Regions from separate parts of the Homo sapiens genome. Here region 2 is linked to region 1. Evidence: chromatin contacts called from ENCODE Hi-C data. All regions are on one chromosome and are shown on one strand. Each heading gives the region's core, a stretch centred on a gene start or an enhancer-like site at or near the end of the contact. The rest is flanking DNA. Distances are from core to core; before and after follow the strand shown. Region 1 holds the start of LINC02327 (long intergenic non-protein coding RNA 2327). Region 2 overlaps PRKD1 (protein kinase D1).

Evidence for each region. A loop is a pair of places that touch in the nucleus more often than their neighbours do. Pooled maps may share reads with other maps.
Region 2: a loop to region 1 is called in a pooled map, with 11 times the contacts of the local background. The contact joins the enhancer-like site here to the promoter of LINC02327 in region 1. A Hi-C loop is called at or near these places in 4 of 37 single-sample maps with no recorded cell type and 4 of 50 pooled maps.

What each region holds. Positions count from the first base shown.
Region 1 is chr14:28,824,373-28,831,499 of GRCh38, reverse strand. It overlaps LINC02327 (long intergenic non-protein coding RNA 2327), which reads right to left and starts at 1,265. Exons shown (of 4, transcript NR_184199.1): 1 at 998-1,265. LINC02281 (long intergenic non-protein coding RNA 2281) reads left to right here and starts at 1,347. Exons shown (of 4, transcript NR_187181.1): 1 at 1,347-1,426; 2 at 6,553-6,644.
Region 2 is chr14:29,855,209-29,861,571 of GRCh38, reverse strand. The region is part of intron 1 of PRKD1 (protein kinase D1); the gene reads left to right. Among named protein-coding and RNA genes, the nearest start is that of PRKD1, 69 kb to the left of the region's middle. Within about 2 kb of position 3,836, at least 2 of the 41 ENCODE cell types and tissues checked have a DNase peak (open chromatin) inside an H3K27ac peak, as active enhancers do.

The DNA of each region.
Region 1 (7,127 bases), core at 16-2,515:
GAGAAACTTCAAGTTTACCTGATGATCAGGCTTTGAGACTTCAGGGCACATATGGCATGCCCAAACTAACGACCATCCTCTATTCTAATCACAGTTAAAGTCAGCTGTGGGAGGCTGCCGCCCTTGAATGGTTTATAATCAGCTTGAGACATGAAACTGACTCATTTCTGGAAGTGTGGGGGCTGTTCTTTCACTCTTTTCAGTACATGAATGCCACCATAAAATAAGATTAAATGCTCTGGGGTTTTCCCCGCTGTTTCCCTTCCCTATTTGTTACCTTTTCATGGTATGTGGGCTCATACTGTATTTATGTTTTCTTAGCTTCAAATTATCTCACTCACAATTTTGTATTAAACAGCCTGCTTTGCCCTACTTCTAAAATAGGACATACATTCCTATTATGTTATATTTTCATCACATTGTTTTAAAGAAATGAACACCTTAAAAGTAAATATGTATGATACTTAAACTCGTTAAAGTTAAGTATCTTCCTTGGTGTCCCAATCTATTCAATGTCATCTCCTGGGAGATTACTTGTGAGCTTCTTTCATGTTGTCTAAAGGTAGCTGTAAACTTGTTCTCTAAAATACTATTATTAAGAAATCCCATTGAAATTATAGGCTTTTTTCCTGAGGCTTCCAAACTTCAAGCTACAGAGTTTTATTTCCTTCTCTTAAAAATGTCTTTGGCCTCCTAAATTATAGACACACATCTTCTAGAATTTTATAGAGATTTACCTTACTTGAGTTATTGTTCCTACGGATTTTGAAAAATCTTTCAAAGATCTGTCCTACTTAAGTTGCTCTTGCCTTGAACTTCAGCTAATCTTCCTGAGCAATATCATAAGGTAAGAATCTGATATGACTCTATTAGTCTGAAAATCAGACCAAAAGGCAACTGACTTGTACATATGAAGTATACAGCTTATTGTTACGATAGAGCGAAATAAATATATGAAAAGATAAATAAAAAGGTACTTTTAAAAATGTTTACCTACCATGGACACAGGAACTGGTGAACTTTTTGAAGTCCCCCAAGTTCTTAGCACAGCACTGTTGTCAAGAGTGTTGGCGGGTCGCGGTGGCTCACGCTTGTAATCCCAGCACTTTGGGAGGCTGAGGCGGGGGGATCATGAGGTCAGGAGTTGGAGAACCGCTAGGCCAACACGGTGAAAGCCCGTCTCTACTAAAAACACAAAAAAATTAGCCGAGCGTAGTGGCGGGCGCCAGCAGTCCCAGCTGCTCCGGAAGCTGAGGCAGGAGAATGACGTGACCCCGGGAGGCGGAGCTTGCAGCGAACCGATATCGCGATACTGCACTCCAGCCTGGGCGACAGAGCGAGACTCCCTCTCAAAAAAAAAAAAAAAACTGTTAGGTATATATTACGGTATATATATTAAGGCAGACCTGGGTCGGTCTCATACTGGGTAAGGTGCTGCTAGTTCTTGCTATGGTAGAAAGATATATCAGGCTTTCAGCCGGGCACAGTGGCTCACACCTGTAATCCCAGCACTTTGGGAGGCCGAAGCGGGCGGATCGCGAGGTCAGGAGATAGAGACCATCCTGACTAACATGGTGAAACCCCGTCTCTACTAAAAAAAAAAAAAAAAAAAAAAAAAAAATTAGCTGGTTGTGGTGGCCGGGCCTATAGTCCCAGCTACTCGGGAGGCTGAAGCAGGAGAATCGCTTGAACCGGGCAGCAGTTGGAGGTTGCAGTGAGATGAGATCATGCCACTGCACTCCAGCCTAGCGACACAGCGAGACTCCGTTTCAAAGAAGAAAAATATGTATATATATATATATATATATATATATATATATATATATATGTATAGAGAGAGAGAGAGCAGGCTTTCTCTTGGTTTTAAGATTCTCCTGTCTTTTTTTTTTTTTTTTCCCGAGTTTCGCTCTTGTTGCCCAGGTTGGAGTGCAGTGGCGCGATTTCGGCTCACTGCAACCTCCACCTCCCGGCTTCAAGCGGTTCTCCTGCCACAGCCTCCCAAGTAACTGGGATTACAGGCATGCGCCACCACGCCCGGCTAATTTTGTATTTTTAGTGGAGACGGGGTTTCTGCATGTTGGTCATGTCTGGTCTCCAACTCCTGACCTCAGGTTATATGCCCACCTCGGCCTCCCAAAGTGCTGGGATAACAGGCGTGAGCCACCGCGCTGGGCCAAGATTCTCTCATCTTTAGCACAGTGTCTCTGCCTCTTACCTGCCCTGGATTAATTGCTCCATCTGAATAACTGGTTTCTGCATGCTTCTCAGTTTCTAAGCAGTCACTCAACTCTGACACTTCTGCTTCCTCTTTAACCAGTATCCTTAACATTCTCCCTCATTTTTGACAATGTACTCATCCTGATTATGCAAATGATTACAAATCTCTATCTGAGATATTTGAATCTATAGTTTTAATCTCACAGCACTGATCATCCAGTACCTACAGTACATTCAAGTTATAAGTTCCATGGAGGTAAAAATTCTCTAACTTGTAACTGTATAAAGGCATTAAAGCATGACACTCTAAAGGCATTAAAGAATCAACAAAAGAATGATACTTCTGGTATGAATATAGCTGCAGAAATCAGGATTCTGCATTTCTTTTCTCAAAAATAATTGAAAATAGAAAAAATTTTTAATAATCATGCGGAACTCCAATTTTTGGCAAATTGGAAGACATTTATAATCATAGCTTCCAAATTGATGAAAGAGATCACAAAAGCTATATGGGATAAAACAAAAATTAAAAACCGTAGAGAGGAATATAAGCAAAGAGGGAGCCTTATAATATCAAATCTCAAAATTTTCTGGCAAAAGATATACTTCCTGAAGAGGAGGGATAAGCCCAGAAATGCAAAAATCTATCATCTTATTTCTGCTATGGGTGCATGAACTGGAGTAAGATAGACTGGCAGCAATAGCATTACTGGACCCAGTCTGGTTCCAAGAATAGAGGAAGCAATAATATACAAATAATGACACAGACACTGCACATGTTCTAAAGGCGTTTTTCTGTGGTATTTGAGTAGAAAGGAGACTTTTTGTTGTGAAAGCCAGAAAAATTACATATCAATTCCTATTGTTCTCCAGCACAAAAATCTCTTGCACATATTAAGAAATACAAAATAATTCAACAATAGATACTGAAAAATAGGAAGACATTAAAGGAGGAAGAAAGTAAAGTACAGGCAACAAAAGAGAAGAATACTTAACAGGAAAGCATGAAACAGCAAGTAAAATCATAGCAAATATTTTAGCAAGCATTTTAAAATATTTTATAAAGCAAACTCCACTATGAAGGAAGACACAAAGCAGAAAGACAGAACTCAAAGAATAGACAGCAAAACAATAAAAGAAAATAAATTGCAAACTGGCAGGATTTGGAAAAGAATTAGAAGAAAAAAAGCTGTCACTGATTATGACAGAATTCAGTACAGTACATGGGGTTTATGCTTCTGTCATGATAGGGTGAATGGAGCAAGACTTAATTGTGCACTATAACCAACTAGAAAAATAGAAAAAATAATGCAAATAAAGAGTTTGCAGACATCCTACAACACATATTATATGATTATAGTCAGTAAGAGAAGAAAAAAAATTTAGGTGAGTCTTGTAATCAAACTGGATTTCTCCACCGAAGAACTTTCTGAACCACATTGTCAGGAGGTAGATTCCAAGCAGAGCTAGGTGGTTACACTGAGTTGTGTAGACAGAGATCAGAGTGCTTAGAGTTTTTGAGCCTGAAATTCTGAATGGAAGACAACAGGAAAGGAGAGAACATATAAATAAGTAAATCAGGAAATCTTTACAATCATCTCAGAGTCAGTTGCTGAACACTAAGTCATGCGTATATAGGCCAAGGCAAAAAGCAAAAAGGAAGCTGTGTGTCAAACAATTTCCAGCTCTTACGCAGCTCTGGGAAAAGTTCAAGTTCTCAGAAGCCAGAGTATACATTATTCACTGAATACTCAGAACTTTCTGTAAAAATACCAAGAGGGCTATAGTAGGCATACAGTAAAGATTGTTCTAAATTCACCCTACTAAAGCCTTAAAGAAGGGCTAGAATGGACAAAACTGGACTGCAAGAAACTTAACTGCCTGCCAGAACAAAGAGCAACATATTTTGAAGGAAGACAAAAAATATGACACTCAACAGCATGAAATTCATAATGTCCAGCACTCAATCAAATACTGTTATATACATGGAAAAGCAGGAAAATTAAATCCACATCTAGGAGAAAAACCAGTCACTACAAATAGATCACAAATGACAGAAATGAGGAAATTAGCAGACACCAACATTTAAAAACCTACCAAAACACGGCTCAAGCATGTAAAGAGTAACATGAACATAATGAAGGAACACATAGAATGTAGGACAAAAAGTGTCAAACTTCTAGAGAAATAAATGTATTAAAGAATAAATTCACTGGATGAAATTAACAGTAGATTAGGCATGATAGGAAAAATATCAATGAACTTGAAGACAGTGGTAGAAACTATCCTAAATACAGATCAGAAAGAAAAAAGTCTAAAAAAGAATAAGTAATGAAGTCCCAGTAACTTGGAAAACGATATTAACTGCTGTAACATTAGTATAATTGGAATTCATGGAACAGGTGAGACACTGAGGGTCAGAAAAAATATTGGAAGTAATAATAGCCAAAATATTTACAAATTTAATAAAAATAAGAAATCTTCAGGAACAAAATTAATAAACTCCAGTAAGATAAACACAAAGAAAAACATACCAAAGTACAACAGGAGGGAGTTGTTAAAACCAGTAATAAAAAGAAAATCTTAAAAGCACCCAGAGGAAAATAGACATATTGCATACAAAAGAACAAAGACAAACATGAATGCACACTTCCAGTCAGAAACTATTGAAATCAGAAGACAGCGAAACATTTTAAAGTGCTGAAAGAAAAAACAATCATTTCAAGCTATAATTCTATATCCCCAGAAAAAAAATCCTTCAAAACTAAAGGGAAAATGGACATTTCTTCAGGCAAAGAGTTAATCTATATATTTTTTAAGTTAATAAAAGATTTCAGGGAGCTAAATATATATATATACACACACATATCTATATCTATATCATATATATATATATATATATATATATATATATATATATATATATATACCAAATGGAAACTTGTACCTATATAAAAGAATGGTGAGTACTTGAAAGGGTAAATATTTTGATGAATATACTTTTCTTTTTAAAGATTTCTTTAATTTCTTTAAAGTTGAGTATGTAAGGCAAATATAGAAACAAAATTGATTGAAATTTTATGTAGAAATAAAATGTGAGACAAAAATGGCACAAAAAAAGGGTGGGATGGAAATGGTATAATATTATTTGAAGATACTCTGTGATAAAAGTGTATCAGTCAGGGTTCAGTCATGTCAAAGAAACCATATAGAGTAAGTATAAGATAAAGTTTGAACAGCGTAAGTATAATATAAAGAAAACATTAAAATCTGTTGTGTTTAGTTGTGTAAAGAAGCAGATGGAAGGGATATGAAAGGAAGTAACACTGTTCTGACTATGTCTTTTTGAATAATTTTCATTTTGGAAGTATTCTTCATGTTCAAAAACTTAAACTAAATCAATATTTAACAAGAATGGGGAAAAGATCTAAAACTAATGCAAACAAAAACAAATGAACCCAACTGTAATTCCAAATAAAAAATACTAAATACACTGAAAAGAAAAAATAAAAGAACTAATACAAGTAACTTTTGATCACAAGTATTTTGATTATACACTCTCAATCCAGGTTAAAAAAAAACAGAACTGTTAAGAAATCTTGAACTCTTATTAGTAGGTTTGTTGTAGTACAGATGATTGAACAAATGAGCTGATGTTATTGCAAGTGAGGGTTTCCACTGTGGAGGCAGGGAGATAGAAATATAGAAAAATCTTGTAGGTTTGGTTTGCAAGTGAAAGTATTAATATGAACTTTTACTTTACTTAGATATATACATACACACATGCATATAAATATCATAGCTCTGTTTGTTGGAGAGGTCAAGAAGTAATAACACACCAACAATGAACATAATTTCTGCTCAGATCTTGTTTTCTAAATGCTATTTTCCACTAAAGATACCAGGGGAAGGTCAGGGGAAGTTCAACATGAGTCTGGATGATCTTGTTGAGTCAGGGGGATAGTGCTTAAAAAGTGATGTCAAGAACCCCTAGAATCCAGCCTGTAGGGTCTTCCATTGAATAAATCCAGGAAAATTTGAGCATCAAAACAAATAAGGTGGTAATAGAATGTAACCCAAAGATTAAAATATGAATCCATAAGTCTATACTGAAGAAAGACAGAAGGAAGGAAAGAAGAAGAAAAAGATCTTCATTATAGTAAGCTTTGACTGACGAATATGAAGAGAGTGATTGATAGAGTTAAAAAATCATTATTTTTCAAGTATCATAGTTAACATTGGGTCAGACAAGAATCATCAATGGATGCTGAATGTAGGAGCAAAATTTTAATGAAAAGCAGGTTATTTACATGGTTTTTAAATGTTTCTCTACAGAATGCCTATTAGCTGCATGAGGGGAAACAGTAACCAGAAAGTAGAGGACTGGACAACATCTGGACCAAGGGATCAAAATTAACATCAATAAGGTGAGCTTATGGACATGATGCTGTAAAAACAATATCACTTTTGTGTTAGTCAAGCCAAGTGTGCTTAACCTGAGTCTAATCATAAAACATATCTAAATTGAGGAACACGCTATAAAATAACTGACCTGTACTCTTCAAATAAGTCAATGTTGCAGGGCGCGGTGGCTCATGCCTGTAATCCCAGCACTTTGGGAGGCCGAAGAGGGCAGATCACGAGGTCTGGTGATTGAGACCATCCTGGCCAAAATGGTGAAACCCTGTCTCTACTAAAAATACAAATATTAGCTGGGCGTGGTGGCCTGTGCCTGTACTCACAGCTACTCGGGAGGCTATGGCAGGAGGATCGTTTGAACCAGGGAGTCGGAGGTTGCAGTGAGCTGAGATCGCACCACTGCACTCCAGCCTGATGACAAAGTGAGACTCCGTCTCAAAAAAAAAAAAAAAAAAAAAAGACAAAAAAAGAAAAGAAAAAAAGAAATAAAT
Region 2 (6,363 bases), core at 2,587-5,086, 1.0 Mb before region 1:
TAATATAATTGGATTGTTTGTAACACAAAGAGTAAATGCTTGAGGGGATGGATACCCCATTTTCCATGATGTGATTATTATGCATTGCATGCCTGTCTCAGAATATCTCATGTACCACATAAGTATATACATCTACTACATATGCACAAAAATAAAATATAAAAAAATTATAAATACAATTTAAAAACACTTGAAGAGGTAAGGTCAGGTTATGTATGGTATAAAATCTTTTAGTGAAGGTGTGTCAGGATATAGTTTGTACAAGTCAGGGCATCTGGTATTTGAGATTACCAAGCTAAAACCATCTCAGTTTGTGAGAAGTGGCACCAATCAAACAGAAAGCCCTCTTTTCTCCATTCCATTTTTTTTTCTTCAAAGCTGTCATTTGCTATAAGTTATATTCAGTTTAAGAGGTGCTAGTCATAGTTTGTTGGGCTAAATTTTGCCATTTGTACTTTATTCTGGCAGACAAATGAGTTTAATTTGGCTTGTTTAGTATATTTTGAAATAATTTTTAATACAAATATTAAAAAGTAAGTAATGGAAGGGGAGGTCCATTTCATCTAGGTTCGAAAATTGGACTGGTATATTCTTTTAGTAAGTGTGGAATTTTTAAACTAATTACGGAATTAACCCATAATTGGGGAAGATAAAGATCTGGGAAAAGCTGGAAAGTTGGTTTAGTGGAATGTCAGTTGCTCCTGGAGTCAAATAACCTAAATTTGAGTCAACTTATTATCCAGTGCCCTTAGGAATGTCATTTAAATTATTTAAGTATCTGTTTCCTTATCTATGAAGGGAGAGGAAGAACACCTACTTAAAAGGACAGGAGGTAATATTTTAAAGGCAGTTCCTAAATTGTACATGTTTAAATACACATAGGTATGTTTATTAAGTGAAAAGGCATTTGCAATACATGGAATCTTAAAATTATATCAGTAATTTAAATTTAATTTCTAAAGTTATAGCTGTAAAACAAGTATCTTCCTGTATCAGCTCTGGGCAACAACTTCCCCAGGTGATATTTGAGCTGAATGAGCTCAAGTTTGAATTAACGTGATATCTCAATGTAGTGTTTCTTGGGTTGATTGCAGCAACTCTGAGTAGCTGGTTCTCAGGCAAGACCTCTTTCTTATCTTGCAGCTTTTACCATTAGGAGATATATCACCTATCTTGCCTTACATTAAGAAGAGTATCTTCATGTCCCTTTCTGAGCTACACACGATGTGATTTAGTTTGGATTTCATTCTTTCAGAAAAGTGTAGCCATTTGCTTGCTGCAATAGAACTTTTTTCCCTCCGCAGCCTTCGCTGCAACACAGTGGGTCATGTCTAAAAAAACAAGGTGCCTGTTTTATAATCGCTTTGATTTTTTCAGGAATAGCACCCACAGCAGAAAGAAGTGAACTTGTTTTGCAGATTGTAGATGTGGCACATTTATTCACATGTATTCTGAGTAGTAAAGTGTTAATTTTTCAAAACTACTACTTAAGCCTTGCAACCTTTTGCCCTTAAGTCTCTAGGAATGAAGAGTTAATTTGACTAGTACTGAATTATATAAGAAAGTGTTCTAAAAACTCACAAGTACACTTTAATGTATTTGGTTCCATTCAAAATCTGTTTACTCATTCAGATATATGTGAATAATTTTAATTATGCATTGTTTTTAAAGAAATATCTTAGACTGAGTATGTTATAATTAATTATTTAAAAAACTATATTATTTCCTGAGTATTGTCTCCAACTGAAGAATTCCACGTCTTTTTGCATGCTTTGAATGTTTACTACCAAGCCATATAACTTCATAGTAATTAGTTAATAAATTTCCTTTTCTGTGTTCGAATTCTTATAATGAGATTAGAGTTATAAAGTGAAGTTTATTTTATTTTACTTATTTATCTACATGAGGAAGCTTGTTGACTGAATATAAAGACATTATTACTGTCAGATTTTTTTTTTTTTTTTGAGACAGAGTCTTGCTCTGTTGCCCAGGCTGAGGTGCAGTGGCAGGATCTCAGCTCACTGCAAGCTCCGCCTCCTGGGTTCATGCCATTCTCCTGCCTCAGCCTCCTGAGTATCTGGGACCACAGGCGCCCGCCACTATGCCCGGCTAATTTTTTGTATTTTTAGTAGAGATGGGTTTTCACCGTGTTAGCCAGGATGGTCTCAATCTCCTGACCTCGTGATCCACCCGCCTCAGCCTCCCAAAGTGCTGGGATTACAGGTGTGAGCCACCACGCCTGGCTAATTTCTTTTTGTATTTTTAGTAGAGACGGGCTTTCACCATGTTAGCCAGGGTGGTCTCAATCTCCTGACCTCGTGATCCACCCGCCTCGGCCTCCCAAAGTGCTGGGATTACAGGCATAAGCCACGGCGCCCAGCTTACTGTCAGATTTTTAAATGTGATTTACAAGCAGCTTGGCTTTGACTTTTGATGGCCTAACTGATTTTGAGAATTATCAGACATTTAATGTATGAATCTTTGCAAGTGGGGAAATGCTATATTATTTTATAACAGTTAGTATGACCTGCTTTTTGCCATTGGTTTAGTAGTAAAGACCTTTTTGTAATTAAAAAGATAGTAATCAATTAGGGGGAAAAGGTATTGTGTCATTATTCAAATAGAGGAGACTTGTAATATTGGAAGCAGATGGTGCCAGGGGAAGTGACTTACAGACACTTATAGGTGCAATAGGTTATAGTGCCCCCTCCCAGCATTTTTTCTAAATAGCAGAGTTTTTTGTTTTTGTTTTTCCTATGGAAAAAGAAATGAGAATATCTTTCAGTTCTGTGTGATTTGGCTTCAGAGATCTTCTCAAAGATAAAAGATAATGAGTTTAAGGTACTTAAAAAAGAGCAGGGAAAGCCATTATATTTATGTGGAATTTTCTATTTTTGGTGCAGGTGGAACCTCTTTGAAGGTTTGCCATTAAGAAAAAAAAAATCCCAGGGGAAAAGTAGGGACAGTAACCAGTATCATGACAAGTAATCTCTAGTGTTTCGAAGTGATCCATAGGGCATTATTTAAAGGGAAATGATCACAAGCTCAGAACGTAGTCATGTTCTTCTGGTGTGAAACTAGAAATGGGGAACTGGGCGAGGGAGGGAACTGGAGCATTACTCTTAAAGTCTTAGGGTTAAACCTCAAAGGTCTTATAGAGACATTTCCTGTTCAGTTCAGCTATTCACTTATTCAACAAATATTTACTGAGCATGTACAATTTGCCATACACTATTATAGGTGAGGACAACAGTAGTGTAAAAACCAGTTTGTACCCTCATAGAGTTTATGTTCTAGTAGGGAAGATGGTCAATGAATTATGAGGTCAGATGGTGATAGGTGCTTAGAAGAAAACCAAACTGAGATCAGGGGTGAGTCTAATCAGGAAGCCCTCCCCTTAATTTATTCATTTGTTGATGTATCTGTTCATTTATTTGTTTAATGAAATAATTGTTGATCTTAAGCAAGACAGTTTACTTTCTGCTTTCAGTGACTTATGTAAGTGAGTTGTATGAACTCAGAACTAGTTTTCTCATACAAAAAAAGTTAAACAACTAAAGTTAAATTTCTTAGCTGGCTCACAGAATCTCCTTGAACCCATGTTAAAAATTTCACTGTGGTACTATGATAGGAGACTCCACTCTGGTTCTTAGGAGGACAGAACCAAGGAAAATGAGAGAAAATGTGGAGAGGAGTCTTTTGCTGTAGAATTGGCAGTCATCTTTTAGGGAGATTTTTAAATAAGCTAGTTTTGGTTTCACATTCTTCTATCAGATTTTCACCACCTTAGACTTCCCCTGTTTCCCCTCGCTGCCTTTTTCAGTCCTCCTTTCTCCTCCCCGCAGCCTGCTTTACTCATAAAAAGTGCTTTGTGGCATTCTAGCATTTTCTTAGAGGGGAGCAGTTTGACTGAACAACTTCTTCTAAGTGTATGAATGAGACATAATATAAGCATAACCCTAACCTGAACGAAGGTATTTGCATTTTCTGAAGAGGACACTTGAATCACTAATTGCTGGCATTTTGAGCTACCTGAAAAAGCTATGTGAAAATCCTCAGAGAATGTAGAGGACCTACTGTGGGCAGGAGGCCATTGGGTCTGTCAGGAAGGCCAACAATTCCTTTCAGTCTCCTGCCCAGGTAAGGTGTGCAGCCTTGCTTTTTAACTTTTTCTCTTCCTTCCATGAAAAAACTGGTGTTTCTTTTTTGTTGTTGTTGTTTTCTCTGATGGCTCTCATGCATTTTTATTTTCTGCCTTTTATAAGCTGGGTGGTTGCAAATGAGGGTAGTGTGGATAGGGTTCATGCTCCTGAGGCCCATATTCTGGCCTGTCAGCATGTTGAGCCAAAACAATGACAATAACAATGACAATATTAATGACTATGTTTTCTGACTGCCTAAGTATGCTAGTATTTCACATATATTCATGATACCATTTGGTCTTTACTACAGTCCTGAAGGGTTCATAAGAAGACCATTTGTAGATAAAGAAGGCAAGGGAGGTGAGAGGTTAAGATATTTGCCCCAGATTACAGGGCTAGTAAATGCAGTTGGGTTTGATCACACTTGGGTTTGTTTGATCCTGAAGTCTCTTTTCTTTTCCCTACTACTGTCCCAGAAATAAGTGACTGGTGATTCCAGAGGAACTGTTCCCTTGTTAGGCTCGAGCTGTTTTAACTCAGGATCACCAAGTGACTCTTGATGTTCTGCATACCGAGGCAAATGGATTAGGCTACAGAAGAAAGACTTGGAGCAGGAGTTCCAGTGGAGTGATTTTACTCATGTTAGCTTACCAGCCTCAGAGATGTGCCCGGGAGTCTGTTCCTATTTTAGGTACCCAAACTTCAGCAGGCCTTCAGGACCCATGGTACTTGGACTCTTTCCTGGACTTCATGGTATCTGGGCTCCTTCTCTCTTGAGTATTTAGATAAACACATGAACAGTCAGTTAGTGCATTGAACTCACGATACATTGATTGGTTCCTCTTGTGGTATTAACAGAGCTTATTGCTGCAGATTTTACTGACAGATAAAACTGGCACTAAAATTATCTATTTGTATTTCCTTCTCCATGAGACACTTTCATTGATTGTTTACTTTTATCCCCTATAAAAATACCTAGTGAGAAATCTGTGTTTTTAGTGTCTTTTTTGTTCTGCTTGGGGACCATGGCAAACCTTTGGTTGTGGTTGTACAATCAGTTATTCAAGTATTTCAACAATTGGCTGCATTAATTTTTTTCTTTTTTCAAAGGGATTGGGGAATTGGCAGTGGTGCTCAGGTTGCTGTATTTGGAATATAGAATGATCTGCTTGTCTCAAGTGAAAAACTCCTTGTAGACTTGGAAAAAGAGTTTGCCTTTGACTGCATAGGCTGGTACCTATTTTTTGATTTTCTAGCATTTTTCCAATTGGCCCATTCAACTTCCTTTATACCCTTTGTGATGTGAGGTATCGGATGCAATATTCTTTGTATGGTGCCATCCTTCATCCAGATGCATATGTTCTAGTGAAGCCAAACTGAAGGAAGAGAATGACTCTATTATGATGGATTAGTGTGCATATATTAGTCTATTTTCATCCTGCTAATAAAGATGTACGCAGGACTGGGCAATTTACAAAAGAAAGAGGTTTAATGAACTTAACAGTTCCACATGGTTGTAGAGGCCTCACAATCATGGTGGAAAGCAAGAAGGAACAAGTCACGTCTTACATGGATGGCAGCAGGCAAAGAGAGAGAGCTTGTGCAGGGAAACTCCCATTTTTAAAACCATCAGACCTCATGAGACCCACTCACCATCAGGAGAATAGCATGGGAAAGACTAGCCCTCATGATTCAACAGTCTCCCACTGGGTCCCTTCCACAGCATATGGGAATTATGGGAGCTACAAGATGAGAGTTGGGTGGGAACTCTGAGCCCAACCATATCATTCCATCCCTGGCTCCTCCCAAATCTCCTGTCTTCACATTTCAAAACCAATCATGCCTTCCCAACAGTCCCCCAAAGTCTTTACTCATTTTAGCATTAACTCCAAAGTTCACAGTCCAAAGTCTCATCTGAGACAAGGCAAGTTCCTTTCACCTATGATCCTGTAAAAGGCACTGGGTAAATACAGCTCTTCCACATGGGAGAAATTGGTCAAAACAAAGGGGCTAAAGACCCCATGCAAGTCTGAAATCTAGCTGGGCAGTCAAATCTTAAAGCTTCAAAATGATCTCCTTTGGCCCCAGGTCTCATATCCAGGTCATGCTGATATAAGATATGGGTTCCCATGGTCTTGGGCAGCTCCGTCCCTATGGCTTTGCAGGGTACAGCTTCCCTCCTGGCTGTTTTCATGGGCCGACATTGAGTGTGTGTGGCTTT